7 separate regions of the Mus musculus genome follow, and all the other regions are linked to region 1. The links are chromatin loops, found by intact Hi-C in ENCODE. Cell type or tissue: left cerebral cortex. All regions are shown on one strand.

What was found. Peaks named below come from ENCODE experiments on the same cell type or tissue, not always from the same donor. Only the 100,000 strongest peaks of a DNase experiment are listed, where the experiment ranks them.
Region 2: it touches region 1 in a loop (9-fold over the local background); 13 of 42 quality-filtered maps call a loop at or near these places.
Region 3: a loop joins it to region 1, with 6 times the contacts of the local background. A loop is called at or near these places in 5 of 42 quality-filtered maps.
Region 4: a loop joins it to region 1, with 2.5 times the contacts of the local background. A loop is called at or near these places in 7 of 42 quality-filtered maps.
Region 5: it touches region 1 in a loop (7-fold over the local background); 13 of 42 quality-filtered maps call a loop at or near these places.
Region 6: it touches region 1 in a loop (5-fold over the local background); 2 of 42 quality-filtered maps call a loop at or near these places.
Region 7: a loop joins it to region 1, with 6 times the contacts of the local background. A loop is called at or near these places in 7 of 42 quality-filtered maps.

The regions. Positions count from the first base shown.
Region 1 is chr2:140,669,095-140,673,094 of GRCm38, forward strand. All of the region lies in intron 3 of Macrod2 (mono-ADP ribosylhydrolase 2), which reads left to right. Flrt3 (fibronectin leucine rich transmembrane protein 3) reads right to left here and starts at 2,382. Exons shown (of 3, transcript NM_178382.4): 1 at 2,152-2,382. In left cerebral cortex, CTCF peaks have their summits at 1,626 and 2,500; DNase peaks (open chromatin) are centred at 926, 1,532 and 2,445; H3K4me3 peaks cover 2,640 bases; H3K27ac peaks cover 2,369 bases.
Region 2 is chr2:142,241,261-142,245,260 of GRCm38, forward strand. All of the region lies in intron 11 of Macrod2 (mono-ADP ribosylhydrolase 2), which reads left to right. Among named protein-coding and RNA genes, the nearest start is that of Gm25583, 600 kb to the left of the region's middle. In left cerebral cortex, no CTCF peak of the experiment used is centred here; DNase peaks (open chromatin) are centred at 2,138, 2,468, 2,713 and 2,966.
Region 3 is chr2:142,056,153-142,060,152 of GRCm38, forward strand. All of the region lies in intron 8 of Macrod2 (mono-ADP ribosylhydrolase 2), which reads left to right. Among named protein-coding and RNA genes, the nearest start is that of Gm25583, 420 kb to the left of the region's middle. In left cerebral cortex, a CTCF peak has its summit at 1,934; DNase peaks (open chromatin) are centred at 2,227 and 2,520.
Region 4 is chr2:141,403,496-141,407,495 of GRCm38, forward strand. The region is part of intron 5 of Macrod2 (mono-ADP ribosylhydrolase 2); the gene reads left to right. Among named protein-coding and RNA genes, the nearest start is that of Gm25583, 230 kb to the right of the region's middle. In left cerebral cortex, no CTCF peak of the experiment used is centred here; no DNase peak of the experiment used is centred here.
Region 5 is chr2:142,252,375-142,256,374 of GRCm38, forward strand. The region is part of intron 11 of Macrod2 (mono-ADP ribosylhydrolase 2); the gene reads left to right. Among named protein-coding and RNA genes, the nearest start is that of Gm25583, 610 kb to the left of the region's middle. In left cerebral cortex, a CTCF peak has its summit at 1,759 (motif pointing left); DNase peaks (open chromatin) are centred at 1,744 and 2,378; H3K4me3 peaks cover 283 bases; H3K27ac peaks cover 943 bases.
Region 6 is chr2:141,006,158-141,010,157 of GRCm38, forward strand. All of the region lies in intron 4 of Macrod2 (mono-ADP ribosylhydrolase 2), which reads left to right. Among named protein-coding and RNA genes, the nearest start is that of Flrt3, 340 kb to the left of the region's middle. In left cerebral cortex, no CTCF peak of the experiment used is centred here; DNase peaks (open chromatin) are centred at 1,510, 1,713 and 2,548; H3K27ac peaks cover 273 bases.
Region 7 is chr2:141,393,201-141,397,200 of GRCm38, forward strand. All of the region lies in intron 5 of Macrod2 (mono-ADP ribosylhydrolase 2), which reads left to right. Among named protein-coding and RNA genes, the nearest start is that of Gm25583, 250 kb to the right of the region's middle. In left cerebral cortex, a CTCF peak has its summit at 1,803; a DNase peak (open chromatin) is centred at 1,798.

The DNA of each region.
Region 1 (4,000 bases):
GGGAGAATCTGCATTGCTTGTGCTTGCCTGTTTCAAACTGATAATTGTATTTTTCATCTGGAGGGACTGACTGTTCATTAGGGTCTTCTGTCCCTAGGCAGGAGCCTCTGAGTATAATTGGAGTTTCTATTTGATTGGGCAATATAGCCAGAGAAGAAACTGGGGTAAAGATAATTAATAGCTCACTAACAAAGTCTGACAGCCACAAGATTTCAACCAAATTTATTTCACACCGCTTCATTTAGCTCTGAAAAAGTTTTGATAGAATCGGAGGCTCCTTAATTAACACTTGAAAGCAAAAGAAACATAGCTTCTATTAGCTGCCACATTTAGTTATGACAAATTTCCTGTTTTGTTTTGTAATTTTTGTTTTAAAAAAAACACCTTTATTTGCTGTTATCTCATAAACATCAGATTCAGGAATTGTTTAATTGGGCATTTTGAACCTAACCAGAATCGATTTTCAAAAGGGTATGCAGAGAAAAAAAAAGAGCCCAATTAATAACTGATTGATGCCACTATTAGAATACCCTATTAATGAATTCACTGTGTTTATTCATTTGCTAATATAGTTTCTCACCCTTGGGAGTTTTCTAGTAAAACAATAAACTGGTATTTCTTGTTCTTTAGTTGAACACATGTAATGACATTTTTAACCCTTTTCCTCATTTTAGGCTGATAAGTATATATATATATGCATACACATATACGTGAAGCTAAGTGATAACCAGCCTTTGCACAGTCATACCATTATGCTTGTTGATATTTGTAGTGATAATAATATGTTATGGCACTTTAAAAGAATTACCTTCTTTGCTCATTTCCAAAGAGATGGGTGTCAGTCACCTGTCACTCTGAGTCAAGCCTAAGTGATCGTAGCCTGGGAGCTGACAGGTTCATCCTTCTGTTTATACTGGTTAGGGTATTCTTACACAGTTAAGGATGAATAAAGGAATAGCCACAGCTGAAGCACTTTTCATGGCTTTGACCATGTTGTTTCATCCCAATAACACAGCAAATATGTGCATTTTGAAGCATAGATTTATTGAGAACAATCAAAATAATTATTAAAAACCATTTGATTTTGTAATTTGGAAAACACCAACATTTTCCATCTCCTTTTCATTCTAAATAAGTAATAAACCCGCTCCCAATGTTGAGAAAAGATGGGCCTGTTGCACTCTTTACCTTTATGCAACCATTTTGTTTCAGACATAATTTACTGAAAAACATTTTTTTTAATTAGATACACTTAAATACCTTTTGGAAGCTTTGTGGTCTAACGCATTTGTATCAATACAATATTTTTCACTGTGTGTTGCAAGTGAAGGGACACTCTGCCTTTGCCATTTGATGAGGCTTCCCTCCCCTGTTCCCCTCACTGCATACATCAAGCACGGCTTCCAGGGTGAGCTTTGTTAGTTTTTCTGAGTGGACTACCCAGTTACTATGCTAGTCACATTCTACACTCGCCCAAGCGATAGGCTTTGACAGTCTCCTGGACTGGGAATATGGTTTGGCCCGGAGATTCTGAGTTGGATTTACTAGTTGAGATTCCCGAGCCCGGAATGCCTGAAGGAGCTGGGGCCGGATAAGCAGTGCAAGCTTTCAAATCTAGGTGTAGCTGTTAATCCTCTACAGAGGCATCCCAGTCTCCCAGCGCAGCTTTGCTGGCGGCGAGCAAGATGTATGCTTTTCATGTACTGCGTACTCATGGGCTGAGGGGTTATTGATTTCTTTCACAGTTATAGAAACAGCGATAGGTGATCATACCACACATACAGTACACACCAAGTTAGCGACCTTTCGCTTTTGTAGCCGAGAAAAATCTGCCTCTCCTATCTCAAACACTCAACTTTCCAACTGCAGTTTTCCGTGAAGCTCTGCGCGGATAGAAATTGCTTGAAACAGAGAGGAGCTATTTATTATTTTTAAAAATGATTTAAGTCTGTAAGAAACTTATAACATTCGGCTATTTTGTAAGACTTTCCCTAGAGCTGGCTTGCACGCACATCTTTGACCCGTCCTGCTGACAGAGCAAACGTGGCTACTTGGATCCCTCATGGAACCAAGCTAGTCATTTCCTTCTAGAGAGTAAGAGCAAGCGAAGTTTCTGGGACAATTATGAGAAAAAGCATGGAAAACACTTACCAGGAAGACGAGGAAAAAGCAATCCTTTATACCCTGCTGCTACAGCTGTAATTCCATTGCCTGTGAGTTGAAGTAAAAACCCTCCCCCGTCTCCGGAGCGCGGCATCCAGTGCACACAAAGCCACGGCAGCTGCAGCCTGAGCGGTCCTGCTTCAGATCACTCCTGCGCTGAGGACTGCGCGCGAGAGCATCCAGTTGACTGCGCGCAGCCCACCTCCAAGTCTGAAGTTTAAAGCTTCACCTCGCAGTGGTTGAGGAAGGGGGTGATGTCATAGGTGGGCAGGACTTAGCCCAGCTCTTGTTCAGTGAGGTAACTGGATAATCAGACAGATGAGCTTTGCCAACGCTAGAGGGGGTGAGAGAAGCCGAAATGAGCCTTTCAGTTTGCCAAAGCTGAGATGCCATTTGGTTTGTAGGCAGCAACTCTGGAATCTCCGCGCTCCCTAAAGTTTACTACTGCAAGGTAGTGATAGCACACTCAGAAAAACACAAGCACGCTAGGAGAATATTTATAAGATCACAATAGAGAAACAGGTGTCTGATGCTCAAGCCATCTGTACCAAAAATAAGTTAACAAAAGTCAGATTATTTTTATTACATTAAAATCGTAACTGTGGAGAACAGAGGATGGCAATCCCAACTAATATTGATTTGGCAAATGAGAAAGCAGGGTCAAATGGTGATTTACTTAGGAGAAGGGAGAAAATGGAAGAACAGTGAAAAATATTGAAGAAAGCAGTCTTATTGGGAAGTAGAAAGGTTTTTTTTTCCACATGCATTTTCACATAATGAAGACTGTTTTATGTACTACTAGAGAGACCACCTACATGTGTGCATAAGGGTATACCTCTACTTCAGAACTAGGAAGATACAATCACTCATATTTATCAGTCTTCCCTAAAATTAAAAGGGTTGAGCCTAACTACATTCTTTTTTATTATTATTATTATGGTTTTTGCTGCCACGAGCATGGCTGCAGTCATCAATATCTTAAAATATCTGTTAGAAATGGTTCTTCCAGGTTTAAATCATTTTAATTTGCGTACATGAATAAATAGTGACAGTTGCAAGACACTAAGATTTCTCTGCCTAATTAACAGGATTCCAAGACTTTAATTTCCAGGTATAATTTTATCATCAGTTTTCTGTTATTTGGACTTGTAAGTTTTCTCCTAAGTAAGTGAATTTAAGTGACGAATCTTGTTTCTATATTTACCCAAATAGCAATCTCCTTTCCCTTCTTTCTTTGCTTGATTCTAACAAGCTCATGACTTTATCCTTTCTAGGAAATGGTCTGTTTGTCTCTGAAGGCTAGTTGTCTGTCTTAGGAGTACATGGCTATTCTCTCCGTTAGCTTCACGTGGTTCCTAACTTGAGTTTGGCAGCTGTTTGACCTTTAGAACTCCCCTCTGAGAATGGGTGCTCTCAGGAGTGGAAGGTGACCCCTCGATAAGAGATGTTCCGACACCTATTGTTCTATGCTTGCTCTCTTGCTGACTTCTGAGGAATGGCCCACTGAATGAAAGTAGGACTTTAGCATGTTAACATCTATTGAAAAGCCAATTTCTCAGAAGTCTTCAGTAGTGCAGGTTAAACTGAGAGGTGGCCGTAGATTTTTGATGGAAAAAGTAGGTGTAACTGATAACCTCTCAGGAAAGGATAGGAGTGATTTCAGTTACTGAAAATCAAACACCTGGATTAAATTATTGTTTGAAATAATTCTTTCTAGAAACCATTTTCAGATGAGAGTTGATTCTATTTTAAAAGGAAAAATTTGCCTGACCAAATTCCTGTGGGCTTATATCCATATTTAATCAGATCTGTCTCCATTCAGCTGCCTGAAAGCCTT
Region 2 (4,000 bases), 1.6 Mb after region 1:
CGTAATTTATACTAAACCAAAATGACAGCTGATTTTTAAAGACAGCTTGATAGGGAAAAAATTGTGAGGCCTTAGAGATGTGGAAGAGAGTCGTAATCGCCCTGAAAAAAAATCACAGAATGTATTCTGTTGTCCGTTTTGCTGAGGCAGAGCCCAGGGGATAACAATAGGATATATTCCTATTTGCGACAGAAAGAGAACAGATATTGGAACCAACTGTCTCAAACCATCAGTCAAAATGTACAACTCTGACAAGGTCACCAAAGGAAAAAATAGAAATCTAACAAGGAATATCTGCAAGTAGCAGAACCATACAAAAATGACTGTCGCCTGCATGCTTCACTTGGTTAAAGATTGTATGTCAAGTGTCACATTACTTATTTTTAGTGTGTGTGTGATATGTATGTGTGTATAGATGTGGTAGGGGTACATATATACACGTACATATACATGGAGGCACATATACACATGTGCATACAGATGGAGGCACATGTACACATGTACATACACATGGAGACACATGTATACATGTACATACAGATGGAGGCACATGTACACATATACATACACATGGAGACACATGTACACGTGTACATATACATGGAGACACATGTACGTACAGATAGAGGCACCTCTTCTCCCATTCTTCTCCTTACCTTGTGAGACAACATCTCTAACTGAAGGTATAGCTTGCAGACTGACTAGATTGACTGACCATTGACGCCGTAAAGGCTCTCCCATCTCTGCCTCTCAACCCAGGGATTACAGAGATGCACAACCACACCCAGCTTTTTACTATGAAGGTGCTTGGTTTCCAAGCTCAAATCCTCATGCTTACACCACGAGTGCTTTAACATTTAACACATGACTCCACCCCCAACCCCCCATCTTCTCCTTAGCTCCTTACTAAGTTTTCTTTCTTGGCATCTATTCACTCTTCCTACTAAAATATACCTATGAGTTATTTCATGGTTATGTTAACCAATCTGTCACCCTTTTGTTTTCAAGCACCCTGCCTCTGGTTTCTCAGGCTACTGCTGGGGTAGAATGCAAAGTGATATAATATGGTGATCAATCAGAGCATGCAACAGTGTCTACTCCATGCTTGCTGTGGAAGACCTGATCTGCTGCTGAACTGGCAATGTTACTTCCCCACCAGTAAAACAAAACAGTTACAGCTGTATGATAAAGTTGTAACAACTGTTGAGGGAGAATTTTCCCATAGACGTTGTTATCATCTCTCTTGCGTATTTCATTTAAGTGCTTACCAAAGCTACTGATTCTGTCCCTGGAATATCTCTCTGTCACCTCTCCTCTGACAGATTTTAATCAAATCCAGTGGAGCTGTAGTCAGCTGCCTTTTCTCCCCACCTTGTTCAATGCATACTCTGCATAGCTATCCTGTGAAAGAGAATCCTTCCCTTGCTCCTTGCTACCCTCCCACCAAAGGATGTGAAGTTCCATCTAAATGGCAACTTATTCACCTGACCTTACTCCTGCCTGATTCACGTCCTCTGTGGTCCGTCTTCCAACTGTGCTGAATTTCTGTCCATCTGCAAGCATATATGATCTTAAGGTTTTGTTCCCTACAGCCATGGAATACTCCCTCTGTCCACCCCCCACGACCTTCCTCCTCTAGTCTGAATCTCTCTCACTTAGGGCCCTGTGTGGCACTTGCTATCTGTATCCCAACCCCACAGACTCCTCTCAAATCTTCAAAAATGTCAAAGTATTCCCATATGAAGCCTCTCTCAGGTGTTCTTTACTCCACCTGGATCATGATCCGTCCCTTTTGGTCTTATTAAGTTTTACTGATCAGTTTTAGGATCCTCAGCTTAAACACCACGTCTCTGGGGAAGCCCTCAGATGATCTTGCAAAGAGTCAATTAGCAGTCTTCATTTCTCGTCATCAGCACTTAGCATGATTGGGACTAGTGTGTTTGTGTAGTTAGTCAGTTTAAAAGGTCCTTTGATCAGATCTACCTAAAGCACACTCTCAGGCTAGAATTCAGAGACAAGCACTGATCCCAGGATGCTCCAGGAGGGAGAGAGTGCATTGAGATTGGGGAAGGAAAGGAATACAAAATAGGTGCAAAGACCTTGTGGGGACAGCTGGCTCCCAGTCCTCTGGTAGACACTGGAACAAAACATGCACGCATCTTCAAGGTGCATGCATGCTTGGCTATGGTTCTTCACTGAACTACTACTATCCCATAGACTAGGCTGCCTATAGGTATTGAATTGCTACCATACCCCAGTTCAAGATCGGCAAGAAGACGAGGTTCCCTTAGAGTTCAGGGACAAAACAGAACAAAACCTCCTGCCTCACTTTCATAGCGAGAAGTCACTGGTGTCCACAGAAATTAGAAGAGAGAAACAAGGGAAAGACAGCTTGAGAGACAATACCCATCTGGACTCTCAGCTCTGTGCTCCTCCCCTCACCAGCTGTAATTCAAGCAATTCTAAAAGCTGGAAATATAGTGTGACTCACAAATGCATATGTCATTTTTACGTTTTGAAAAGCCATTTTAAAAACTAAAGAAATCATAGACATACCTCCTTAATCCTAGCCTTGGGATGGCTCAGGCAGGAGGATTATAAGTCTGAGGGCACCTGACTGAAATTCATTTCTACTTTGTAGAATTCAAATGTCATCTAAATGTGTGCATCTAAAATGTCACTGCAACACATTGTCCTCAGTATCTGGTGTGTATTTTATATTTACAGGACATCTCAGTTTGGACTAGCACATTTCAAATGTCAAATAGCTGTGTGTGGCCAGTGGCTGTCACAGTGTTAACAGAGACATTATGGTAGAGACTAGATGCTCAGGAAATTTTGCTCAAGGACAAATGGTTTTGCAGGGTGAACCAATACCTCCACTGAGGTTTCACTGGCTGCTCATGACTGGAACTGGCTGCTCACCCGATGAGCATGTACTGCCATCCTTCCTTCATCCAGCATACTGTTTGGCAATCATAGCAGAGGTTCTGGGCCACTCACGTGTCTCCTCAGTAGGCTTCTGGAAGAGTTTTTCTACCCTGATCAGTCTTGAGTCCAGAATTCCCAACACAGTCTCTGAAAAGCAGAAGCTCCGAGATGTTTCGCTCAAAGGTTTTAAACATATCTCAAGCAAGAGTAATACAATTAAGACTTTTTAAGCAAAATTTTGAGGAAAAGAGGAATTTTACATATTAATCTTATTTTAGAAAACAACCTTTTCTAGTAAATAATTCTATATTCTCAAGTGACTACCCAACTCATGGCTACAAAGCTTCAGAAGGTGAAGAGGGAGCAATCTAGTCATGAACTTGAGCTGGCTGCCTGTGGCCATATTTGATGAATGAAAACCGCAGCATAGCGTAGCTTCTATTTTTACTAGTTAAATACAAGAAACCCAGTGGTTCTCACGGTGTGGTGCCCCACCGCTAACAACCTTGGACTATCGCCTGGGAAGATTTAGATGCTCAAAGGTCCAGATCCCACCCCTAGAGCTGCTAAAGCAGAATTGAGCAATGTGCCCTGTCAGATGCCTGCCCGAGGCTTCCGGGCCAGGGTGATATTTGAGAACCTCATGCCTAGATCCAGTAAGTTCTAAGTGTTTTCTACTGAAAGACATTGTGAGCCTAAAGGAAAGACCGATTCCTATGCCCTAATTATACACAAACTCAGCTTTGGCTGTTTCTGCCTAAAGCTGTATAGTTTCACTGATTGCAAATTATAGATGCTTTCCATATCCCCAGGTTCTGAAGCTTCAAATTCCACTAAAGAGAGAAATGATATCTCTACTGAACAGATTTGGACACTTTCCTTGTTATCATTAGTCTCTAAACTAAACAGTACAACAATTCACATAGCCTTCATGTTGTATTGGGTGGTAACGTCATTGAGAGTTGTTGAACCCATACAGGATGGCTGATCCGGTTATGTAAAAACACACATATGAAGATATAAGCATCTGTGAAATTTGATACTCAAGTTGTCATGGTACCAATCCCAT
Region 3 (4,000 bases), 1.4 Mb after region 1:
TTCTAAGCCAATAACTGAGAAATCGATTAGATTGCTTTGAGTTTTGAAGTCATTCAGGATTTCAGAATGTAACCAAAACAACCCCTCACCCAAGCATAAGCATTTTAAGAATAAAATTGAACCATAACATAGTGAAGGGAGCATCCTCTATGAACCTGTATGTCTTGCATCATTGGAGCCTCTCTAGCATAAACTGACTAGTGCAAGTCTTGGTGTGGAACCAGGGATAGATCCCTTCCAGAAGAATCAGAACAATTATTTTGGAGCTTCAGTTCCACCACATTTGCTGAGGGCACTCACTCACACATACTTGGCTGACCGTTTCCCAACTCTACTGCATTCTTTTTCCCACCTAGAAGTCACGATCCTACTGCCCCATAGCACAGAAGATTCTTTTTCCTATCTTGACTACTTGGGTGGTTGATTACTTAAATTCTTTTGGAATGATCAAAAATTTGTCCAAATAATAGTGAATTCTACTCTAGAAAATATTTGTATGCATGTCTTAGTCAACTCCTGATGCTGTAACGAATATCAGAGAGTAGGCTACCTGATCAACAGACAAATTTTTTTTTTAAAGATTTATTTATTTATTATATGTAAGTACACTGTAGCTGTCTTCAGACGCACCAGAAGAGGGCATCAGATCTCATTACGGGTGGTTGTGAGCCACCATGTGGTTGCTGGGATTTGAACTTCGGACCTTTGGAAGAGCAGTCGGGTGCTCTTACCCACTGAGCCATCTCACCAGCCCCAACAGACAAATTTTTGTCCATGTATTTTGGATGCTGGAAGTCCATGGTCAAAATGGCAGCAAATTCTTTTCCTGGCAGGTTCCTAATTCATCATTTCAATCTCATTGTGTCCTCAAATGGAGAAAAAGAGAGGAAGGGAGCTGACATCTCTGTGGCTCTTTTGGTGGAGATGAAAATCTCATCACTGTAACCCCAATATCAAGGCACATCTTAGCCGAATTACCTTAGTCCTACCTCCTAACACTGCGAGATTAAGGATCAGCACCCCTCACATGAACGTCCAGGAAGCACTGATGCAAAGCCAGCCAAGTCCCCAATTCTTGTTCATTGGTCATCCTGACCCACAGAGGGATTCCAAATATTGTCATTACCTTTTCACAACCAATGTCATAAACTATACAAAAGAAACAACCGCCTCCAGTTTCCCGAGATAGATAGTTATCTTTTTAAGGAAGCAAATAATTATTTAGTGTTAACCTTCAAGGTTGTTAATATTTCATTAAAGTTATCAGCATTCATCTCCAAGAATATGCTATAGGGACTTCCTCAAAAATATTTCAGAATAACTCATTCATATAATTCTGTTCTTTAAAGGATCATTTTATTTGGTTTACCATTCCAAAGATATGGATACTAAAAGTTTGCCCCTATGGACACCCACTAATTCCTTAATGGGTACTTCCTCTAAAAACTTAATATATTCAAGCACCAAAGAGAAGAATACTTGTGACTTTAAATATTACTAATGGGAGAGAAGTAAAAATAATTGTCATTTAATTATAGAAATGTGTACTTTGATGCACAAATGCATGATAGAGGATAATGACTACAGACTTGGAAAATATTCTTTGGCTGCTGGGGACATTAGACAATAATTTACATGTTTAATTGAGTTTCTGTGAAAGGCTCATTGTGCAATTACATGTTCACTTAGGTGCTCAAATAGATACTGAGTACCGGTGTTTCACTTGTACCTATTTGCCCAAATTGCAGCTGAAGAAAAAAATGGGTCCGTTTATTCATGTGTGGGACTCCACATGTGCTTGCATTTTTACCTTGTGCTACAAATGCCTCCCGCCTTAAGGTTGATGGCTTCGCCTTGCTCCGAGCACTATTGCAGTGCAGACTATTTATGGAACAATATTGCCCTCTGGCAGTGAGGCAGCCAGTGGTTTTAATAACTGTTTTATGTCATTTTGACAGCTTCTAAACTAGTCACACCCAGCAGTTTAAGCCAGAAGGGAGACATCAAGGAAAGCCTGCAGGAGTTTTATATTACAAACCTTGTATGCACGTTTATATTAGGAAAGTGCCACATCTCTTGCTGTAAAGGAAAGCTGCCTCCCCCAAGAGGGAGACTGAAGGGGTTTTTTTGCCTCGGTAAAGCTTCAGAAATGTGCAAATAATAATGCAAGTGTTGTGCTCACCGAACAAGCAGGGAACAGATCCCTGTCCCTCCGAGAAAGCCCTGTGATCCACAAAGATCCCCGTAAGCTGATCAAACCCGGCTTCCTGGAACTTACACTCAGACACTCGTGGAATCAAAAAGGACTGTGGGGTCGTTATCTGGCTGGTCCTTTGGATTGAGTTATCTTGAGGAGTGTCACGGCTTTGCAAAATGATCCAGAGCTGTTCAATGAAGCTAGAGAAATGAAGGACTTGGCCACAGGCCCCCCATTCTTGGAGGGCTTTCTCGGCTGCCACTCAATCATTCAGGCAAAGAGGTTGCCAAAGGAGAGCCAGGTGGGCTTTGCCAGCTGGGACTGGCTTTGGAGGGGGGGTGGGGATTCTGCTATGTTTAGTAGAGCAGCTTCCTGAACAGCTGAGACAGGCATAGCTCAGTAAGCACCCATCTTTCCAGCCCAGTGCTTGCTGCTAAAGCTTTTTCCGGATTGGCAAAAGCAGCCCACTTTGTGTAAACCACTGTAGTGGTAAAACCAGGCCTTGCTCAAGTGACAACAAGCATCTTCTCACCCTGCAGTGGGACCAATCATCCTCACAGGAGAGTGCAGGGAGAGGGGGGTAGGAAGGCTTCTGGGCTGGAAGGGATGAAAACACAAATAGGCATGAAAGGAGCCTATAATCTCAGCCCTCAGGAAGGAATAAAAAGGGGATCTGAGTATGACCAGGCTAGCTCTTAGCCAAAATGGAGAAACTCGAGATTCAGTTAGAGAGCATACTTGTAAATAAGGAAGGCATCTGTGTTAACTTTGCCACCCCCCCCCCCATACAGGCATACACAGGTGCATACACCTGTGCGTACATATACGTACCACAAATGCATGCACACACAAACAAGGATAGCAAGAACATTACTGGAAAAAAATGAAAGGGAAATAACTGCTAAATATAGAAAGATGAATCTAAATGGATCCTAAAAAGAAATTATACTGAAATAATCAAACATCTATAACAACTAAATTTATTACTTGTAATTATTAGGTAAAAATTGAACTTTTATGACATGCTCTTTCCGAAATAAGTCAAATTGTTACTCAGAAACATCATCAATGCAAAAAAGGGAAGAGTTTATCTCGGTAGATAATTAAGGTAATTATTTTATTTGCATAAGAAATAAACACAAATAGCTCCAATTAGCTGATCAGTTGAGGGGAGAAAGGCAAGGAGGCCTATTTTAGCCAACCCAGGAATATGCATCATAAAAATAGATCCACACTTTCTTTTCTTACAAGCCATGAGAGCCTCAACCATGACACTAAACAAAAAATGAAAGAAATATGGAGACAAGTTTAGAGCAAGAGAGTATTGGGTGCCTGTTTCAAAGATGATCCAACTAAAGCTGGAGTGCCACCACAGAGAGCCTGTCCCAGTCATATGCAATCACTCCACAGTCGGTCTTCCCAAACAATTTAGTTTCCAATTGTTTCCAAAGAAATAGCACTTAGAAGAGAAGTACCTCATGTTCTCTTCTGTCCTTGTTAGGGTTTCCTGCTATGAATAGACACCATGACCAAGGCAACGCTTATAAAGACAACATTTAATTGGGGCTGTTTATACAGGTTCAGAAGTTCAATCCTGCTATGAATAGACACTATGACCAAGGCAACGCTTATAAAGACAACATTTAATTGGGGCTGTTTATACAGGTTCAGAAGTTCAGTCAATTGTCATCAAGACAGGAGCATGACAGTGTCCAGGCAGGCATGGTGCAGGAGGAGCTGAGAGTTCTTCATCTTTATCTGAAGACCAGTAAGAGAAGGCTGGCTCTGTTGGTCTCAGGAACC
Region 4 (4,000 bases), 730 kb after region 1:
CACTGATTGCCTTTTTGATATTTAATTTTGAATTCTTTATATATTCTGGATGTTAATCTCCTGTCAGATGAATAGCCAGCAAAGATTTTCAGTCTTTCTGTGGACTGCCTCTTCACAAATATCTCTGCTTACCCTATTCGAGTCATTGGATACAAGGAAAAGCAGTGACGTTGACCATTTAACCACAGGTAACATTCATGTGAAACATCACATTTTAGAAAACAAAATATATTAAATATCATGTTTTATAATGTACACACTATGTGTTGTTTAACACAGATTTCTATGCACATAATACATAGAATTGCACACTTGTATATAGCCTCTTATATACAGGTGTTTTTGTGCTTGTTTTATGATCTATAACATTTAAAGATGGTTTTGACTTTTGTTTCTAACAAGTGTTAAAGCCTGAAACCTTTCCTAGGCTTGTACTCTTATCCTGGCATTTTATGAAAACATTTACCTTCTGACCTCTACCCTCCCTAACCTGCTTTCTGCTTGGTGACCTTAAAAACAAACACATATGAAATGAATTATATTTAAGCTTTGGAGCAATATTTCTTTTTAGGAAGTCACAAAAAGATGCAATTCTATTTTTCAAAAAAGTAATTTCGTTTGAGAAAGCAGAACTGACATGTAAGCAGTTGGTGGTTAGAGAAAGAAAACATCATTTGTTGTCAAGATCCTCTCATTCACAACAGGTGGGTTTGCAAAGACACGGTAGGACAGCTGCTGGAGTGGGAAAGCTTTCATTTCCATTTTTAAAAACCTTCAAGTAATACATGATTCTTAAGGATTCATAGTTTCTTGAACATGCAACATGCCTTCCTCCATGAGTGATTGTTCCCCACTCCTTCCTCCATGATTGCTTCCAACAGAGTTTTCAGCCAGAACTGTGACCCTGGGAATAAGGCAACACAGTGTGTACCCTAGCAATGTATCCCTCTGACAGTGCTTCCTGGAATTGTGGTTTTATTGACTTAAGACCTGTTTATTCAACTTAAGGAGAGAATGGAAACTTTGTAGACATTGTTTGTTTGTTTGTTTGTTTGTTTTAAGACAGGGTTTTTCTGTGCAACTCCAATGGTCCTGGAACTCACTCTGTAGACCAGCCTAGCTTCAAACTCAGAAATCCATCTGCCTCTGCCTCTGCCTCCTGAGTTCTGGGAATAAAGGCGTGGGCCACCACTGCCCAGCTAACATTCTTACATCCAGGCTCCCAAGCACTTGAGTTAAATTCATCTCAGTTTTTCTGCCACTGAAATGAGATATTTGTTTTTATTTTTTATGGAGATTTTGCTTTTTGAATTGTAGAAGTGGAGAAGTGTAGGAGAGCAGAGGTCAATAGGTAACAAATGAGCACGAACAAATACATTCTGCTTATTCTTGGGATTTAATCCTATCCCCTTATTTCTTAGTTCTGTGACACTTTGGTATGTTGCTTCACTGTATTATCTACCTAGCAGTGTCTTGATTGGTGATATCACCATGCCCTTAGAATCAAGATTGCATACAGTAATCCTTGGTTCAAAGTAGGTTGATGCTGGGATTTATGGTTATTGTTTTCATTGTTACATTCTCTTTATCGGCATCTGAAAATATCACCAGGATAAGGAAGAATGCCTGCATGGACCTCAATAACTTATGGGGTATTTTGTCAAGCAGTGTGTCTACTGCTTCTATTTTGTTTTTGTTTAGTACACTGTGCATTTCCTTTCCTCCATCTCCCTCTCTTTTTCTTTTAGATAGCATCTTGCAATGTATCATACTTGTCTGGCATTCATGACTTTCTTAAGTGCTAGTTTCACAGGTATGCTTCACTGCGCCTGGCTTTCCTATTCATTGCCTATTTATGTGATACAATACCTCAGTATTCTTGCTCTGTGTCTATTGACAGCTTTTCTGGCCATGCTTCATTTTGCTGTCATTGTTCTAGATACTAGAAGAAGCCCTTACAACTACAATTTATCCTGAGCACTCTAATTTGGAGCTTCAATGGTTCTATCAATTAATTGTGTTGGGTGTCTTTTCTCATAGTGACCACATTAATTCTATTTATATTTGAGCCCATGAAATTCTACGAAAGACAATTGAGATGATATATTTTTCCACGCAAAATATTTGCACAGGTCCTCACATTCCTGAGGGAAACAATTCTTTGTTGTTTTTCTGTCTCTTCTATGTTCATCAATATTGGTCATGCAAACCAAATGCCGATACCAAACACCTACTTCAGACCACACAGCTAGTGAGCAGGAGAACTCATAGCCCAGAGTTCTCTGTGTCGCAGTGGAGTTTAGCAAGGAAGGTAGCTGCATAGGTAAGTGGTCAGTCAACTGCTGCTCTGCCTGTGAGTCACGTTCATCTCAGAGCCTTCTTTGCCCATGAAGTCACACCACTCATTCATTTACATATTATCTATGGCTGTTTGAATCCTAGAACAGGAGAATTGACTAGTTGTGACAGACACCATCTGGTTCACAAAGTCTAAAATATTTATGATCTTGCCCTTCACACTGAAAGCTTGCTGGCATCTGGTGTAAATCACACTGAGATTTTACAAAGCAGAAGTGTTGAATTCTAGGAAGGTCCTAGTGAGGACTTCTATGGCCAGTCTCCTGCCCACTTTAATGCAGGTGAATAGAACACTGGCTTCACAAATCCAAGAGTCCCTCAGGAAGGAAGACCGAAACACACTGTAGGGAGAGAAGACTTTAATTACCTAGCTATCTACTGTTAAAGCAGCTGGGCAGGATGTAGATGTTCTTATTAGTCACTTTAAAAGAGTTACTGGTAGAGTTTAACATGGAAGATGGGGAAAGCTGGAGAGAGCAGAGCAAGTTGCAAGTTTTCTTTACCTGGTTATACAAAAAAAAAAAAAAAAAAAGAAAGAAAGAAAGAAAGAAAGAAAGAAAGAAAGAAAAAAAAAGACTGTGAACAAAATGGACTAAGTCATTTGTAGGGGCAGAGACTGTGAAATAAATGGCAGAATTCACAATGCTAAGGTGGGGATTAGGGAAAGCAGCTGAACAAAGAGAATGAATTTTAAGGAAAGCTTAGTGCAAAATGCTATGAGCCCAAATGACTGGGTATTTGCATAAATGTGTGCACAGTTGCCTGCTAAATGTGCACCAAAAAGTCAGATGTTGACCTACTTTTCTTGGAAAAATTGGAAAAGTACATCATTTAGAAAAATTGACCAGTCATTTAAATTAAATATTTCAACCCCCCCCCCCCTAAAGACCTTAGTGTGAACAATACATTCAACAAAAGCAAACTCATTCTGTGCAGAGAAATTTGCAAGATTGGGGAACTGAGGCAGGGCCTCTGGCTGTGTCAACACATTGGCTGAGCAAGGGAAGAAATTGTATGGACAGCATACCAGGGACATATGACTTGCTCAGCATTATATTGGTGTGTAATAAATAGTCATTCTGAACTCCAAGAATGGCAAAATGGCATTTTAGTGGCCTTAGGCAACGAGTGAATCTTCTAACCAATGCCATCTCAGTTTCTTCCAGAGAGTAAACCCTGTGCTCAGGGTTTGTCATGCTCATCCCCCTGAGTAGCAGTGGCCAGAGGGACCAGAAAGGACTTCAGATCTGTAGGTTGTTCCACGTGAACAAATGAGATAGGTATGCGTTTTTTCCTTCTTGCTTCCCCTACTCACGACCTAGCTAACTTTTGCCAAGGGCTTGTTGAGTGTCCTGTACTATAAGTTTCGATACTAACCTGAGTAAAGTCTTATATAAGAAAGAAGAGACCAAAATTAAATTACCCTTCAGTTTGATAAATTACGTTGAACACATGAGGCTGCGGTCAGGATGATTACTGGGACAAGCTGAGAGAAGATAATGAAGACTTAGGGTAAAGACCTAAGTTATAGGAACAGACTCCATCATCCTCACAGTACGTTTCTTCCGTCTGATAAGCTATTTTTTCCCATATCAACATAAAACATACAACAATGCAGTAGTATCTTTTTGCCAGTGATCCA
Region 5 (4,000 bases), 1.6 Mb after region 1:
GTGAGAGACATTACATCAGGGGACTAAGACAAAGAGTGATATAGCAGGACGCCTGGAATCCTCTTCTAGCTCTGACCACCTTCATGGGTACCCTTATCTGCACATCCATGTACAGATTTACTACATATCACACACACACACACACCTGTGCATACAAGTAGGACTATATACAAGTACCTACAATATACACAAAAGTGTCAACACTTAGTAAGAAATAACAGAAAAACATACCATATATATTACTCAACTATTATCAGTTACTTTCATCAATAATAATGCCAAAAGTTCTCCTGACTTCTAGTTACTTACAAGAAGGTTTTTGGTTTTGGTTTTGGTTTTTCTCATGCTCATGGGAACCTGAGTCTGCAGGTTGTAGGTTGGTCACCTGATCAACTAGATTGGCTAGGATCGGCTAGGTGGTTCCATTTTGAGATGTGAATTCCTTAATCTTGTCCTCACTCTACTCTGGGTCGAAGGCTGTTCTACCTACTTCTTGTCCTCCGTCAACCAGCACCTGACAAAGCGTCTTCTTCCCCATGGCAGACGGTGGAAGCACAAGACACATGTCCAGCTCTGCAGCACATTGAAGTACTGCTGGTCTTATCCACTTGTCTTTAATTGTCCAGGTCAAGCAGCTAAGTCCAACGTCAGGGACGTGAGCTTCCTACTCTCCGACGGAGGACACTGACAAACAGTTATACCGTAGACCAAGAATTTAATCTGTGAACTGCTGTATCTGAACTGATTTGCTTGTGTCTAAAATTCCGGAGACCAGAGTAAGAAAAGGTAACAGCGTGCCAGCGATCAGTACACGTCAGCCCGCTGGCCCAGCAGTAGCCAGGGACTTACCCTGATTGATTTCCCTTCCCTATTTCCGTTTCTATGCATAGCTGTGGAAAGAAGTAAAAATATCAAGATAACACCTTCAGGCCATAATGCTGGGATTCCGCCTTGCCATCTCTCTCAATAGAGAATTAAACACGCACAGAATTCCTGTCACAGCCCAGCGGTGACAGATCCCTTCTTTGAGAATGAATTTATTCTGCAGGCAAAAACTCTCATATTATTCATGTAAACTTCATGGAATGTGTTCTTGCAAATAGCACATGCTTAATAAATATGGTTTAAAAGATAGATGGTCAGAAATAATACTAAAAACACCGGGAAGGAGACAACAGAAAAATTCTTGCTGGTTATTCTGCTTTTTAGGGTGGGAAAATAAAACGCCACATCACACACTACACAAAAGCCATGGAAGTGTATTATCACAAGTGGATAGATGTTCCTACATGTGCAGTAGCTGGGAAACTCTAGCTTCTGTGGGACATTTATTTTTCAGCTAACAAAATAGCCCAGTGCTTCCCTGTAGGTAGGTATTGCTTCACATTTATTGTAACCCTTTTAAAGTCCCTTCTAGAAACCACAAGTTTATATGCCCTACCCCACTTAACTTTTTATTCTTTATATGTTTCCTGTGAAGATAGACAGATTGAGCTGCTCCTTACCAAACACTTATTGGTAACCGGGTAATGAGAGTCCGTGTGGTGTCTTCCTCTCCCTCCACCTCCACCCCACGCATACACCGGCAGAGGCCCACTTTTTCAGTAAGAACTCACTCGGTGGAAGCATTTAAAATGGATGGAAAGATAGAACGCAGCCAGAATGTCCTTCTAAAAGACAGTGAAATGCATGCTAATCTAATTGCCCAAGAGTGCACGGTGGGCTTTGAGAGCAAGTCTTCTGCATTGGCGCCCCCTGCTGGATTTGAGCGTGAATTGTCTCTGAAATTGAAAACGTACCTTTACAGCTGAGGGCATGCTACTCAAGTGGCAAACCCAGCCTACTTCTAGAATACCTTTCTTCCAAGATAAACATGCGAAGTGATTCCTAAGCTGGCTTCCCAAGAGCAGAAATACTCACGTAGAAAATTACAGCTGAAACTCAAAATAGGGAAGAAAAACGTGCCCCTGGGATGTTTGTTAGGGAGATCTATGACCTGCATGGGAAGGCAGAGGAAATCCTGGGTGAGCTGCTGAGTAAACCCCTGTATAAGAGCACTGCATCTGGGCATCTGAATGTGAATTTCTTTTTAACTGCCAGAAACAGTTCCTTACATTCCTAAGACTTGTTTCCTTCTCTGACTGTATTCTCCAGTTAAGGATCCTCTCTGTCTCTGTCGTAGTCACACTAGAAGGGACATAGGAACCAGACTAATTTTAAAGGCAGCCTGTCACCTACAGACTTCAGACCTTTTGTGAAATCTACATTATGAAGTCTGTCTGTTCGAGGAAAGCTGGCAGATCTTCTCCTGCTTGTTCAGTCCATTTGGTAGGGAGGAAGGGAAGAAATAATTGGCTAAATTTTTGGCACGTGTTCTCGAACCAGCTTGGCCTTATTAAGGGAACAAGAACAACCGTGATGGCTATTTCCTCCCAAGAACAAAAATCAGTGCTGTCATCCTCATGAAGATTCTCAACAGCAGGTGCTGTGTGGTGCTGTTAAATATGTCACTTACTGCAGTGGATTTAAAGACACACCGAGAAGTCCCTAGCTTCTCATATTCAAAATTGCTCTGTTCTCCGCAAGCTGAACAAACGGAGTAGATCCTGTACATACTCAGGTATTAATTGACTGCAGTCTTGTTCACAGTGGATGCTGTCCGGTGGATTGCTTTCAGAGTATCTTGGTAATGGGTCTCTCCAAGTTCTAGGGTTGTTGTTTTATCTCTGCTAGTCAAGCCCCCCTCCCCGCCCTCGGGGAGGATTCTCATACGTCTGCTTTTGCATGAAGAACAGGTAGCAAAACAGCCCATGCCTACCTTCCCAGCACTCAGGAGATACAATCGTGAAAACTGCAAGGTCAAGGCCAGACTGGACACAGAGTGAAACCCTGTCTCAAAGCTCAAATCAAACCAAACCAGAAAAGAATGAGCAGCACCAAGGGGTGGCACTGAAAACACAGTAAGATCATAAGTGTTGGTAACTTAGGCCTACTTGTGGGCCAGGGATGGAGAGGGCACGGCAGTCTTTCTGCTCTGGGACATTGGCTAAGGTGGCAACTCTGCATCCTACAAGCAGCTGGGATGGACTAGAAGATGCAACACTGTCTCCCTAATGGGTCTTGCTTCCTCACAGCTTGGTCCCATGGCCCTCTCTGTCCAGGGTAGTCTAGTCTGAACTGCATTGCAGTTATGGCTCCCTTTCCCAAAGGAGAAAGCAAGAACTGTCACTCTGAGGCAGCTCAGAAGGCTCAAGACATCATTTCTACCTTAACCCCTTGGTCAAACAAGTAACAAGACATATTGTGTCCACACAGAAGGGAGTTAGCTGCTGCTCCTGGACAAAAGGCCTTATGATCATTTGTACTTCATATTGCTAGCTTCTTATTTTCAGTCCTCTGTATATAACTACATTTTATATTCCATTCCTGTATCTTCAGATAAGGTAATGATCTACATTGCTCTTTTCACAAAAGTGTTTTTGGAGATCTCCCCAAAATTAATTATAAAATCAGGCCTTTACTTGCCCTTGGGAGTACATTTTCTCTGCCCATGAATTCACAAATTTTAAGACAAAAAAATAATTAGTTGCAAGTAGCCAGCCTCCAATGCAGCCGCCCATTTAGTTATGTTTTTCAGAGTTCTACAGTTGATCAGCGTAATGAATTCAGGACAAAAAAAAAAATTACGCATTGATGTGTTAGACCACCATATACAAGATAAATGAAAATAAAATTTTTGAAAGCACATATCTAACGAAAACATAAAAGGCATAGAAAATCAGCCAAGCTCCTTACACTGAGAATGTCACTTGATTCAGAGCCGGAAAGAAGATTGAAGTAAAACGTGTTTGGCATCTTTGGAGATGGCCAGCAAAAGGAGAAATGCTTCCAGCACCAGAGTGAATATTATTTACTTCAGTGTTGTTTTTACCTCTAGCAAATCCTGGGAGAAGAGACGAGTACAAATGCACCTCTTTATGTGGGGGGCCTCTTCTATTTC
Region 6 (4,000 bases), 340 kb after region 1:
GACTATCTCGAGATAATATCAGGGAATTTTTGCACTTTATAGATAAGAAAACCAAGCCTCAAAGGTCTAAACAGTTTTCCTAGTACTACAAACAGTAATGATGTCCAAGGAATTCAGCTACCTATTCTATTTGACTCTAGAACCTGTGATTGATTGATTGATTGATTGATTGATTTGCTCAAAACCTCCATAAGGTCAAATGAATAACAAATGGCACCTAAAATAATTCGGAGAAGTCCCACATGGACAGCATCAGGATTTCAAGTAGGTGAGAAGTTCTGCTGAGCCCAGTGGAATAGAGAAACACAGCAACATGCTGGCTCTAAGAGGAAGACTGTTAGCTGCCTGCGTTATCCCTCCTGATGTTAATGCCTGTATCACCGTATCCCTACCTGCCGGTCTTAGCAGTACTTGGCACATGACAGATGCCTTCAGTTCTTGGTTTTGTAAAGGATAACCACAAGAGGTAGTAAAAGACTAACTTGATGAATAAAGCCTTACTGATCTCCATGACTAGATGGATGAATGGGTTGGAAGGAGGAAAGGACTATCTATGTAAGGCTTCAAGAGCACTGTCCTTTCCTAAACTGCAGTATGGACGAAGAGAGATGAGGCAGAGAAGACTTCAGAGATTCAGGAAGTGGCTCTTTAAAAGCAGAGTGCGCCATGCCTTGACTTACTACTGTGTTTCTTAATATGTACATCAAAGGACTAGACAAGATTCATAATAATTGTCTTTTTTTCCTATTTCCATCTAGTTCTATATTTTCACTTTCTAGGCAATGTCTAATTGTCCTATTGATCTTATGTCATTTAAGTCTCCTGGATTTGCCATTATATCAAGTTATTTTTACTGAATTTCAATCACATTGGGATTTTTATACCCTAAAATTAGTATATTGGATATTTTTCTGTCTTTCTCAAACATGTACCCATCTTTTGACTTTTGTTTTCTCACAGAAACTTTTTTTGAGATGGAGTCATCAGATTCTCCAGAACGTCCTAGCTAAACATTATTTTAAAAAACAGGTAAACACACAAACAAAAAAATTAAGAAAAGCCAACCCAGAGTCCTTTTATACAGGGCAAAAGTTAAAGCAAGCTATGAACTCTGTTTGCCTTTGCTTTCCAGTTTGAGGCCTTAAGAGCTGGGAGCCTGCCTAATATACTTTGTCCCTACTGATGGTACAGTGACTTGCCAAAAGGCATTCACACTGTGTTGTGGTTTTCCAGAACTTACAATAGGCAAAACCTCAAAAGAACCCTTTTCACAGCACGTTATGATGTTTAGAAATTCTTCACTACTAAGTAGCAGAGGTGTATTATTGTGTAAAGAATAAAATGTAGTCTGCCTAAACAGATCCAATTTCTAGCACTCTGAGCCTGGAAGTATACAGAGAGTTGGGGGGTTTCTCTGTCCCTTGCTGCCTGATGCCTGCATAACAGAGCTTAGTGTGAATTGTCCTGCTTTGCTCCTGTTTTACCTTCTGAAGCTCTGAGTCACTGAAGAATATTTTAAAACAACATCTGTGTTTCTAGACTTCGCTTTACTTGTAAACTTAAGAACACTGAAATATTTTTATTTTCTCTCTTTAAGCAAAAGGCTACATGGAACTAATCCTGTTTCATTGATGTGTCACAACCGGTCGAGTCTTCTCTTAATATTTCACTCCGTGAGGTGCCCTGTGGCATGGAAGATACTAATTACTACAGTGCTGCGCAGATGGCAGAGGGATGAAGTGTCTTCTTAGTGGGCTCTTTAAACAGTGGAACTGAGAAGGCAAGACTGCTCCTGTTTCACACTGACAGGGATGCTGGATTTAATAGGTTCCCCGGAGCTTCTCATCGCCTTATAACTCTTTCTGTGATGGCCAGTTTGGGGTCTGCTTATGTGACCTGAGTTTCAACTTGTTTGAACGCCTGTCAGGCTGCTCAGGAATTAAGGCTACTGGATTGTTTCTTTGTTGTTTTCATACTGAGAAAACAACAACAATCCTGCCAGGAAGCTTCTGACAGGGGCCAGGATTGTGATCTTCACTCGCAAAGCTGAGTGGGAGCAATACCTGAAGGAAGGGATCTAACTGCTTAGAGAAGATGGGTGTCTGGAATTCCTTATCATATTGTAAATCTGGGTTGCCTTGCCGCACAGGGACAGTGTCTAGATCTTGCCAACATTCATTCTCTGCAGTTGAAACTATTGTCATGTCAGGAGTGCTCTCTCCTCTTTTAGCTTATCTCATTGGTTAGAACTCATGTAGAGAGCAAAATGTCTCCTAAATACACACACACACACACACACACACACACACACACACACACAGTGTCTGCTACTGAAAGTAAAGAAACCCTGACATGTCTGAAGAAGACCAGAAGAATTGCATCCAGACTTGCCAGTCCACTCATTAAAATTCTTGCCAAGTGTATTATGCAGGGCTTCCTCATTTAGGCTGTAAATTACATTGCAAATTTTTCTAGGATGAGGAAGTTTGTATTTTTTTTTTTATTTCATAAGCCCACATGATACACACAGCTTTCCTCAAAAAAATTTTTTGAGGTGTTGGGGGTGTGTGCTGTGTTAAATATAGGGCTCCTTTCTGAAGGAAAGTGCACGTGGCTCATTTTAACTTCTCCTACAAGCATTTCAGATGAAGCAAGAAAGGTTCTTCTGTGGATGGAAGAAAATAGACATTTCCATAAGTGGCAGGTGTCTCTAAAGCAGTGCTTTGTCCTTTCCAAAATCTGTTCCAAGAACCTGAAGCATCAACAGAATTTTTCTTTACTGACCTAGAGAAACCACTCTCCCCTGCTGCTGCCACCTATTCTGGTCCTCTGCTTTTCTGTACCCTAATGTTCATGGGTCAGTATATGCATCAAAACCCTCTTATGCAGGAAACTCTGAGAGAACTGTCTGTGGCAGACAGTCAGCCAGCACTCTGAGGCAGAATCCTGGGTGTCAGAGGCCTAGGGAACAAATGAGTCTATTCTGAAGTTGGCTTGGTTGATGCCACAGAATGTGTGCTTCCGACCTGGCTACTGGGACTTGACTAATGGGGATACCAAAGTTGTTTTCCATTTCTGGGAGTGTGCCTCTCTTTGGTGCCAGCCTTGCAGCAGGGTACCTTTGAGAGTCTCTGAGGATGTTAATGGGCAGGGGTGGGGTAGTCTCCTCTGACATCCAACCAGCACCCATCTTGGCTTAGGGACATAGAGACTGGATTTCCACTGAATGTTTGATGATGACCATGTTTCTCCTATAGATTTCATTCTGCAAACTGATCCTTCCGTCCTTCCTTCCTTCCTTCCTTCCTTCCTTCCTTCCTTCCTTCCTTCCTTCCTTCCTCCCTCCCTCCCTCCCTCTCTCTCTCTTTCTTTCTCTCTCCTCTCTCTCTTTCTTTCTTTCTTTCTTTCTTTCTTTCTTTTTTACATTTAATTTTTTGAGAACCTTTTACACAAATACTTTATTTAAATAATTTCATCCTCCTTCCTTCCATAACCTCCTATGTTCTCCTTTGCAAATGTATGGTCTCTTCTTTAATTATTATTACAAATATAGGCATATATGTTAATAGTGCTTATATGTATGTGTGGCCAGGAGTGATCACCTGGGATTAGACATTCTACATCCTAAGTGTGAGAGTCACCCTGAAGGAAGTGAATTTTCTTTCTCCTTGAATTATTTTTTCTTAAAAAGAATCATTTAAGCCTTGTAAATTAGAAATAATTTAAGGGAGCATTTGGTAATTCATGAGCACATAAGCAAGCACATGGGCACACAGTTACATACAAACATTACATGTGGCACTATTTGGTGTTCTCATACCAGTTTAGATATGTCTACATTCTTTAAATGTTAAAACTTAATATGGAATATGGTGCTTGCATTTTCTTTATAAAGTTTTTCTTCTGATATAATTCCTTGAATATTTAGAATTTTAGATCCGAAAAACATACAAGCATATATACTGGGATGGTTAATGTTACCAATGTGACAAGCTGTACA
Region 7 (4,000 bases), 720 kb after region 1:
TCAGTAAGAATGCATTATTCCAGTTTCTTTTCTCTTGGCATCTCATCATTATTTTAAAATATTGACCATAAGTTCAATGATAATTGTTTAACATATTGACTTACATTTAGAAGACTCAATTGTCTGTCAAAAATCACTTTGACACTTGTCTTGGAGACATTAAATCAAACTATGCATCAACATTAAAAAATAATATGCAAAATTTAGTTTTGGCATTGCCAGAGTGTGAATGATGTCCGATATTGCCATATTTAGGCCAAACGTCATGTAGCATGCATGATAAGAGGAAAAGATGAGTATCTTCAAACAACAGGCAGTGCTTATAGCAACAGATGTCAGATATTTTGTGAGCATATTACCAAATACCAAGACTGTATTTGTCTTGGCATCTAGTTCCATTCTTCTCTTCTAAGTGTTTCTTCTGTTCTATTACCATTAACATAGTGGAGCAAATTTCTTTTGGATATGATAAGTCAATTATTTGCAAGATGCCCCAGTCACTGGTAGGGAAGATTAATGAAAAGTGTTATAAAAGTAATACCCATAAAAGATGTCACAATTAAAAAATGGGAATACTACTTCCCAGGGTTATAGGGAACAGTTAAACTTGGTTTAAAAAAATCAACATATAGAACATTACCAGTATGTTATATGAATAATCAGGTGTTGAATAATAGTGTTTGAAAGGAAGAGGTCAAGTGGCTATGCAAGCTCACAGTAACAGCAAAATTCCTTAAGCTTGATACCTATAGGCAGACACATAACTGGTTTCTCATGAAGGTTAATGATGGGTATATTTGGGAAGCATCATTTTAGTACCAAGTTGTTTTTTTTTTCCTGTGAGAGAATGTGCACTAAGGAACACATTGAATATTTTGTGTTGCACACGGGTATTTGTACAAAGGTTCATAAGAACCTGGGGTTGGTAGTTCTGAAAGATTTTCTAATAGAATTTCATATTACAGAGCCTCCAAGTTCTAGAGAGATACAGTTTAGAGGAAGTAAATTAAACCCTGTTGCGTAGCAGAGTTTAGACCTTCTTGAGATGTAGGCATGGTGAAGAATAAAGAGACAAATAAAGAATAAAGTTTTACAGCCCTGAGTCACACAGGCTTAGAAGGGATGGTAGAAAATGCTTTTTAAAATTGTCTATTTCTCACACTTTGGGATTCGAAATAGAATTCAAACAAGCATCTTCATTTCATTCTACAAATTATATGGAAGCTCCTGCATGGAACTATAGAGAAATAGTGTGCCTGGCTCTCTAGGACTGGAACCTTAGCTTGGACTAGGGCTTGGCTTCTTGGCTGTTCTCTTCCAGTGTTCCTTTTGTCTGTCTCTCTTGCTCTAGCTGCGTGTCATTCTGAAATGGAAGGACAGACCCCTTAGCATGCTAGGTCTTCCACATTTAAAGGATCTTCAAGGCTTGATGTTAGGTTGCTCTGGCTGTTTAAGCCTTCTTTTGGATATCTATGATATGACTTACCTCCATAGTGAGCTATATACTCTGAGGTCTGAGTTTGTTCTTGGCTCCCAGCTTAGGACCATGTACAGCTGTGGATAAGGAAATCTGTGTTCTCCTAAGCTTAAATCTACAAAGACAACAATTAACTGAGTGGCCACAATGAAACCAGCTCCAATGATGGTGGAACAATGATGATTGGAACACAGACGAGACATAATTGAGGTGACATATAAACAGAGACCTGAGATCTAAGTGTGAGTAGATAGTTTTTACTAGGAGGGAAAACCAAAGAGTATCCAGGAGAGGGAACAGCATGAACCCAAGCCTGGAAGTGAAAGGCTGCCATCTTCAGGAAGATTTCTCCTAAGGACATTACATAGGCTACATTAAAAACAGAGTAACCAGTGACTGTCCTCAGAGAATTTCTGAGGTCTGTAATGTTAAGCTATAGAGAATCAATTGCTTTGACATAGCACCCACCAAAAAAGTATCTGCCCAACTTTATCTAGATCTTTATTCTCAAAGCCCATGTAACATGTATCTGATCTGAAACATGTTTTAATGTATGACATTTATAGACCCATTGAAGATTCCTTTTGGTGCTTGTAAGCCAAACAAATGTTAACTTAACAGCCAAAAAAATCTTTAAGTTGGCAAGTTGTATGTTAGTAAAGATTGGATTTTTAGTCCCTTCAACATTCATGTGTTGGAGCTGTAATCCCCATAGTGATAGTATTTGCAGCTGGGGCCTTTGGGTGATAACAGGATCCCACAAGTTATGAGAGTAGGACTGACTCCCTTGATGGCTTTACTGCTACTGTAAGAAGAGCAAAGAAGGGACTGAAAGATATTTTCTCTTTACTATATCCACAGGGAGGGCCACATGGGCAGTGAGTGAGGCCTTGCTGAACTCTGAAGTTGATGGTAATTTAATTTAGGCTTTAAGTCTGGAGATGGATGGATCTCTCTCTCTCTCTCTCTCTCTCCCTCCCCCCCTCTCTCTCTCCCCCCTCTCTCCCCCCTCTCTCCCAACTCCCCCTCTCTCTCCCTCCCTCCCCCCCTCTCTCTCTCTGTGTGTGTGTGTCCAAAACAAGTCTATCCCTTTTATAGTCCTTGTTAGAGTTGTTTGGAAAGACTAATACATGCAATGATATCCATTCATGTCCTAAGAGTTTCCAGAATTTTTTTTGGCTTTGTGTGTGTGTGTGTGTGTGTGTGTGTGTGTGTGTGTGTGTGTGTGTGAAGTAATCTTAGTGTGTAGCTCAGTGTAGCCTTGAACTTACAATCTTTCTGCATTGATCTCTTCAGTGCTGGGACTACATGCCTGTACCCACCCTCTCGTTCTTCCAACAGCCATTGTATTAAGACTCATTACTTCATCATGTGGCTTCAGGGATAGTTTAGTAAGTGCTTCCACCACCATTATGAAGACCTGAGTATGATCCCCATCACCCAGGTAAAATTGCCTGGCATGGAGGCATATGGTCCTGATCTCAGTTCTGGCTAGGCAGAGGCAGGAGGATTGTTGGTGCTCATTGGCCAGTAAGTCTAGCCTAACTGACAAGCTCTTGGCCAATGAGACATTCTGTCTCCAAGGAAGTGGACAATGTTCCTGAGAATGACACCCGAGTTTGTCCTCTGACTTATACATACACACATACATATGTGCATGCTCACTGGCATACACATGTGGACTCATAAACATGCACATGCATACACAAATAAAATACTTAATCTTAGTCATACAGCATGCATTAAAAATGAAAGAAATCCCTGTAAACATGAAAGCAGACCACTGACCACAGAGCATAGTTAACCAGCCCAGACCACCACATTGCAGACTGTCATCATGGCTGCAATCTGTCACTGAACAGATGGCTTCCCAAGTATTCACCAGTAGAAGAAAGAAATGGATAGTTGGGAAGGTTTTCTTTGTTCTTCATCCCTGTGCTTTATAGGCAGATACATATTAGAAGCCTTTCAAAGAGTTGATTTACCAGGAACCTTCTCCAGATCAGAGTCTTGTAGAAACGAATGGGCATTCATTAGCAGAGATGACATGAGTCCCAGAGCCACTGTTAACATGTCTGCTCCCACTTAGAATAAAGAAAAAAAGCCCTGAGGTTGGAAATGACTTTTCCTTAATCCCCTAACAATACTGTTTGACTACATCTTTTGAGAGGGGGAAGAAAAAGGCTAAAGGAAGAAATTTTAAAAGATTCCCCACAGGTGGACTGGAGGGGGGCAGATTCTATTTCTTTGCTTTACCCATTACAGAGTTTTCTCTTTCCTGTAAAATATTAGGATTTGGTGTCTCTTATATGGCAATTGCTTTTTCCATTGTAAATGAACCCACAGAAAAGAATACACATTTGATAGTAATCTTCCCACCTGTGAATGGACATGTTACAAGCTGATGAAAATGACTGAGGAGTGTGTTTGTGTGTGTGTGTGTGTGTGTGTGTGTGTGTGTGTGTGTGTGAGAGAGAGAGAGAGAGAGAGAGAGAGAGAGATATCATGTCTTAAGGTCTACAT